Linked DNA regions of Mus musculus: region 1 is linked to region 2. The links are chromatin loops, found by intact Hi-C in ENCODE. Cell type or tissue: left cerebral cortex. All regions are shown on one strand. Each heading gives the region's core, and the rest is flanking DNA. Links, peaks and the distances in the headings are about the cores only. Region 1 has its middle 21 kb from the start of Elk4. Region 2 has its middle 6.9 kb from the start of Gm37120.

Region 1 (2,914 bases), core at 160-2,659, 120 kb after region 2:
AGGACAATAAGAACACGTAAGGCTAGCACTGGGGCCGAGGAGCTGGCATGTTTGCCTGGCACATACAAAGCTCCGGGACCGTGTGAGCAGCCCTGGTGACGAACGTCCGCAATCTCAGCATTCACGAGGTGGAAGAGAGGATCAAGAGGATCAGGAATTCATGGTTGGGCTGGCGAAATGGCTCAGTCAGTGAGAGTGCCCGGTGCTAAGCCTGATGACCCAAGGATAGGAGTACTGAGGCAATCCCCACAGATTGTCCTAGAACATACCTCCCCCACTTACACAAAATTAATAAATGTAAAATATAATTCAAAGTCTGAGACTCTGTCTCAAAAACAAATGAAAGTATGAGACACTATGGGAGCGCAGACATCTCCAGCATAAGCCTCCCCGTTTATTTACCAGATTTCAAAGAAAAACAAAACAGCCTAAACTATGAATTGTGAGACTTAAGAAACAGAACCCATTGCAAAATATGAGATTTACTTATGCCCTAGCACAAAATAAAAATATATAAATTTTCTCCAGGGCTAGGGAGATGGCTCAGTGGCTAAGAGCACTTGTTCTGTAAGCATGAGGTCCTGAGTTCAAATCCCTGGCACCCACATAAAAAGCCAGGCATGGCTGCCTGCTTGTGCTTGTCAGTCCAGCATTGGGAAGTGAAGCCAGACAGATGCCAGGAGTTCAGTGGCCAACCAAACTAAGCAAAGTCATGAGATTCAGGTTCAATGAAAGACCCTACTTGAGCCAGGCGGTGGTGGCGCACGCCTCAGGAGTTAGAGGCAAGCTGATCTCTGAGTTTAAGACCAGCCTGGTCTATAGAGTAAGTTCCTAACAGTCACCTGTACAGAGAAAACCTGCCTCAAAAAACAAAACAAAACAAAACAGGGTTTGGGAGGGGGGGCAGCTGAGAACCTGTCTGGAAAAGTCAAACAAATAAACAAAAGACCCTACTTGAAGGCAGTAAGGCAGAGAATGAGAATTCTAGTGGACAACAGCTGATGTGCTGCTCTGGCCTCTTCATGTCAAACTATGGACATTAGCACCTACACACCAATGTGTATACAATGTGTATACACACACACACACACACACATTTTATAATACAAGAAAATACGCCGGGCAGTGGTGGTGCATGCCTTTAATCCCAGCACTTGGGAGGCAGACACAGGCAGATTTCTCAGTTCGAGGCCAGCCTGGTCTACAAAGTAAGTTCCAGGACAGCCAGGGCTACACAGAGAAACCCTGTCTCAAAAAACCAAAAAAAAAAAAAAAAAAAAAAAAAAAAAGAAGAAGAAGATAAAAGAAAAAGAAAATACAGTGGCTAGATATTTGCTTATATTAGTTATTATTTGATAAAGGAAATAGTATCTGTTTATGTATTTATATATTCGTTTGTTTGTTTGTTTATTGGGGTGGGGTAAGATAGTTTCTCTATGTAGTCCTGGCTGTCCTGGAACTCCATCTGTAGACCAGGCTGGCCTCAAACTCAGACTAGAGGTGTATACATCATGCCCAGCTTGGATTTTTTCAGGCAGGGTCTCTTTATGTAGTCCTGGCTGGCCAATAACTGACAGAGGTCTGCCTGCTTCTGCCTCCCACATGCTGGAACTGAAGGCTGTTACTATGCCAACCCTCTATGTGATGTTTTTTAAAATTGTTTTTATATACGTATATATGTATGTCTGCTTTTCTGTATGTTCCCATGCAGTGCCCACAGAAGCCAGAAATAGGAAACTGGAGTTACAGGTGGCCGTTAGCCACCTTGTGTGCATCCTGGGAGCAGAGCATCAGTCCTCTACAAGAGCAGCAAGGGTGCTTGCCTAACCTCTGGGCCATTTCTCCAGACCTTAAGTGAGTTTTCAAAAAGATTCTTGGGCTGGTGAGATGGCTCAGCGGTTAAGAGCACTGACTGCTCTTCCAAAGGTCCTGAGTTCAAATCCCAGCAACCACATGGTGGCTCACAACCATCTGTAATGAGATCTGACACTCTCTTCTGGGGTGTCTGAAGACAACTACAGTGTACTTACATATAATAAATAAACAAGTTAAAAAAAAAAAAAAGATTCTCTCTTTTAGAGATATGCCAGGCAGTGGTAGCACACCCCTTCAATCCCAGCACTAAGGAGGCAGCGGCAGATGGATCTTTGAGCTGGTTTATGGAGCACGATCCTGGCCAGTCAGGGCTATAGAGAGAAGGGGGGGGGGACAAAATATAAGAGTGAAAAATAGAGACAGACACTGAGAGAGGTTGAAGGGTGTAATTTCACATCTGAAGAAACGAGACCCTTGAAGTTGGAGAGATGGCTCAGTGGTTAAGAGCACTGACTGCTCTTCCAGAGGACCTGAGTTCAACTCCCAGCAACCACATGGTGGCTCACAACCATCTGTAATGAAACCTGAAAACCTCTTTGGGGTGTCTGAGGATAGAGACAGTGTACTCATATACATAAAACAAACAAATCTTAGAAAGAAAGAAAAGGGAAAGGTGGGGGCTGGTGAGATGGCTCAGTGGGTAAGAGCACCCGACTGCTCTTCCAAAGGTCCAGAGTTCAAATCCCAGCAACCACATGGTGGCTCACAACCATCCGTAAAGAGATCTGATGCCCTCTTCTGGTGTGTCTGAAGACAGCTACAGTGTACTCACATGTAATAAATAAATCTTTAAAAAAAAAAAAAAAAAAAAAAGAAAAGGGAAAGGAAAGGGAGGGGAGGGGAGGGGAGGGGAGGAGACCTTGGCAATAATCTCCAGTGGCTTAGATGGAAGGTTGGTGGGAAACTCTAAACACACACACACACACACCAGAAAAACAAAACATAGGGCAGGAAGACATTTTATACCTATGAAGGATGCTTACAGAAAGGACCACCTGTGATACAGTCTTACCAAAATAAACCCTGAGTCTAGCCAAGC
Region 2 (2,914 bases), core at 207-2,706:
GGACTCCAGAACCCCCCCTCTGAACCCCTCTGTATAGACCAAATCATCAACTTAGACATTGGTCACAGCCTTTGTGCCTGGCCCTGTGCAGGGAGCCAGGACAGGTCAGGTACAAGACACTCCTTCTTGCTTCTGAAAGCTCAGGCCTTCAGGTCAAGGTGGCCTTCTTCAAACAGATTTTTGTCAGGTACTGTGTGCTTGGCTCTCTATACTGCAGAAAGCTAGAAGGGAAACAAATGAGCTTTGCCCAGCTGAACACAGGGCCAGAAGTTCAAGAAGATGAGCTAAGGCTGCACCAGGAGATGTGAAGGCAGGGGTGGGCATGCTGGTTTGGTCAGAGGTCTCTGATAGAGTCAGGGTAAGTAGGTAGGTAAGGGGAGAGCTGGATGGAAGCCAGGAGTAGAATATTCCAGCAGAAGTCCTGAAGACCATGGGCCTGAAACTGCGCATGACACAGAGGCTGGAGCCGAACAAGCCCAACAGTGCCAGAAGGCCACTGTCCCCTGCTCCAACAAGTGGCTCCATCCATCCCTCCCTTCTCTTCCCAACCCTACCACCCCTCACCAGCCTAAAGGGGCAGCAGGACCTGCTCCTGCTCCACCTGTTATGACAGTAGCTGGTGACATTGCTGGTGCTCCTCGCTGGCTAGCTCTAGATGAGTGCGCCAACTTTCCTCATCAGACAGACAGGCCAGGGTGCACTGGTACAGTGATGAGATGTGACACCACTGGCCACTTCCCTCCATATTAGATCTGTTCTTGCCTTCTCTTTGGCCTTCTTCCCCTGCCACTCTGTGGCATCGCACACCCTGTTTTAGCTCCTTTTCCTGTCGCTATAATAAAATATCCTGACAGAAGTAACTCAGGGGAGACACAGCAACAGCTCACAGAGGTACAGTCCCTCACAGCAGGAAAACCGAGGTGGTGGGAGGTTGAGGTGACTGGTCATGTCACATCCCCAAGCAGGAAGCAGAGCTTGATGAGTGCTTGCACCCCTCCCAAACTCGCTTTCTTATCCGGTTCAGCACCCACTTTTAGGATGGCTCCCCCCTCCTTAATTAGTTAACCCATCAGTCACTCTCAGGCCGGCCCAGAGGCTAAGCAGGCATTGCAGGTGTGCCTGGAGGTTTGTCTCCCAGGTCATGCCAGGCTCACCATACCACCACAAGCCTGCCCTTTGTCAAGTTGGCACTCAGACACATCACTTATGTCATAACCTTCCATAATCTCAGGACCATTTTATAATATAACGTCTCCCCCACCACTTAATCCAACTTCAAAAGACCCTAGTCTTTAATAATTTTAACATTTTTTAAATATATGTGCCCTATCTGCATGTACACTTAAATGCCAGAAGAGGGCATCATATTTCTTTCTTTTAAAAAAATTTTTATTCAACCTTTTTTTTTTTTTAAATCCCCTTCCTGGTTCACCCTCTGGTTCCACATCCCATACCTCCTCCCCACCCGACTAGACCTCCCCACTCCCTGGGGCCTCCAGTCTCTTGAGAGTTAGGTGCATCTTCTCTGACTGAACCCAGACAAGGCAGTCCTCTACTGTATATGTGTTGGGGGCCTCATATCAGTTGGTGTTTGCTGCCTGGTTGGTGGTCCAGTGTCTGAGAGATCTAGGGGGTACAGGTTAATTGAGACTGCTGGTCTTCCTACAGGGTCGCCCCCCTCCTCAGCTTCTTCCAGCCTTTCCCTAATTCAACCACAGGGGTCACCAGCTTCTGTCCATTGGTTGGGTGTAAATATCTGCATCTGACAGGTTTCTTTATAGATGGTCTTGGGCCACCATGTGGTTGCTGGAAATTAAACTTAGGACCTCTGGAAGAGCAGTCAGTGTTCCTAACCTATGAGTCGTCTCTCCTTTTAAAAGTTCAAACTTCACTGAGACCCAAGCAATCTCTTATATATGAGTTCTTATAAAATAAAAGTTTCATGCCAGGGACCAGGCTCAGCTTAGAGAGGGGTTCTGAGAAAAGGGATGTCTGGGAGCAGCAGAAACAAATCATGGGTCTGAGCTGGAGGTCTATGTTCTGCTCCAGACAGCTTTCCAGGCCGCTTTTTCTCTGATCTGCGTTCTCTCTGGTGGTCTCCAGATGGCTCTCCCTCTCTGTTTTCTTCTTGAGACAGTTCTGCAAGCAATTCTCTCTTGCTATTCTAAAAAATAAATAAATAAATGTTCTGGATAACTCATCTTTTGCAGACCATAACCCCAGTCCTTTATTTTACATATCAATCCAGTCATTTACTCCAGGTCCCCTTTTTGATCATCCTATGAATCAGCATCCCATGACCCAGCCCCTTCATTCTTAGGAGACAGCAAGCATTTTTTTTTAAGATTTATTTATTAGTACACTGTATCTGTCTTCAGATGCACCAGAAGAGGGCGTCAGATCTCATTACAGATGGTTGTAAGCCACCATGTGGTTGTTGGGATTTGAACTCAAGAACTTTGTTCAAAGATCAGTCGGTGCTCTTAACCACTGAGCCATCTCTCCAACCCACTTTTTTTTTTTTTTAAACATTGCAAAAGAATTCAGAGCTCTGCCTGCCTCAGTTAAGCACAGAGGATAAACTGGCTGAGTGGGACCCTGCCCTGAAATTACCATTTCTACCTTGCCTGTGCCTACCCTTGCTCTGTCCCGGGTCAACCTTGAACTCAAGAATCTGCCTGCCTTTGTAAGCATAAAAAACTTAGCTAGGTGGGATCTCCTGGGACCATCACTCCCTAAATCTCTTTATCTCCTTCCTCGGTATCTTTCTGACAACATGGTTCACAGTGCAGCTGCCTCTGTTCCTTTAGCTCCATGAAACTCCTCATACAATTTATATTACAGCCTTATGTTTTACATAGTTAAGAAATTATATATTTTTGAACTCATGTTTTTAGAGCTCTTTTCCACAGCC

The links. A loop is a pair of places that touch in the nucleus more often than their neighbours do. Peaks named below come from ENCODE experiments on the same cell type or tissue, not always from the same donor. Only the 100,000 strongest peaks of a DNase experiment are listed, where the experiment ranks them.
Region 1: it touches region 2 in a loop (5-fold over the local background); 38 of 42 quality-filtered maps call a loop at or near these places.

Annotation. Positions count from the first base shown.
Region 1 is chr1:131,984,789-131,987,702 of GRCm38, reverse strand. No RefSeq gene overlaps it. Among named protein-coding and RNA genes, the nearest start is that of Elk4, 21 kb to the left of the region's middle. In left cerebral cortex, for the core only: no CTCF peak of the experiment used is centred there; a DNase peak (open chromatin) is centred at 1,623; H3K4me3 peaks cover 52 bases.
Region 2 is chr1:132,108,052-132,110,965 of GRCm38, reverse strand. No RefSeq gene overlaps it. Among named protein-coding and RNA genes, the nearest start is that of Gm37120, 6.9 kb to the right of the region's middle. In left cerebral cortex, for the core only: CTCF peaks have their summits at 1,339 (motif pointing right) and 2,406 (motif pointing right); no DNase peak of the experiment used is centred there.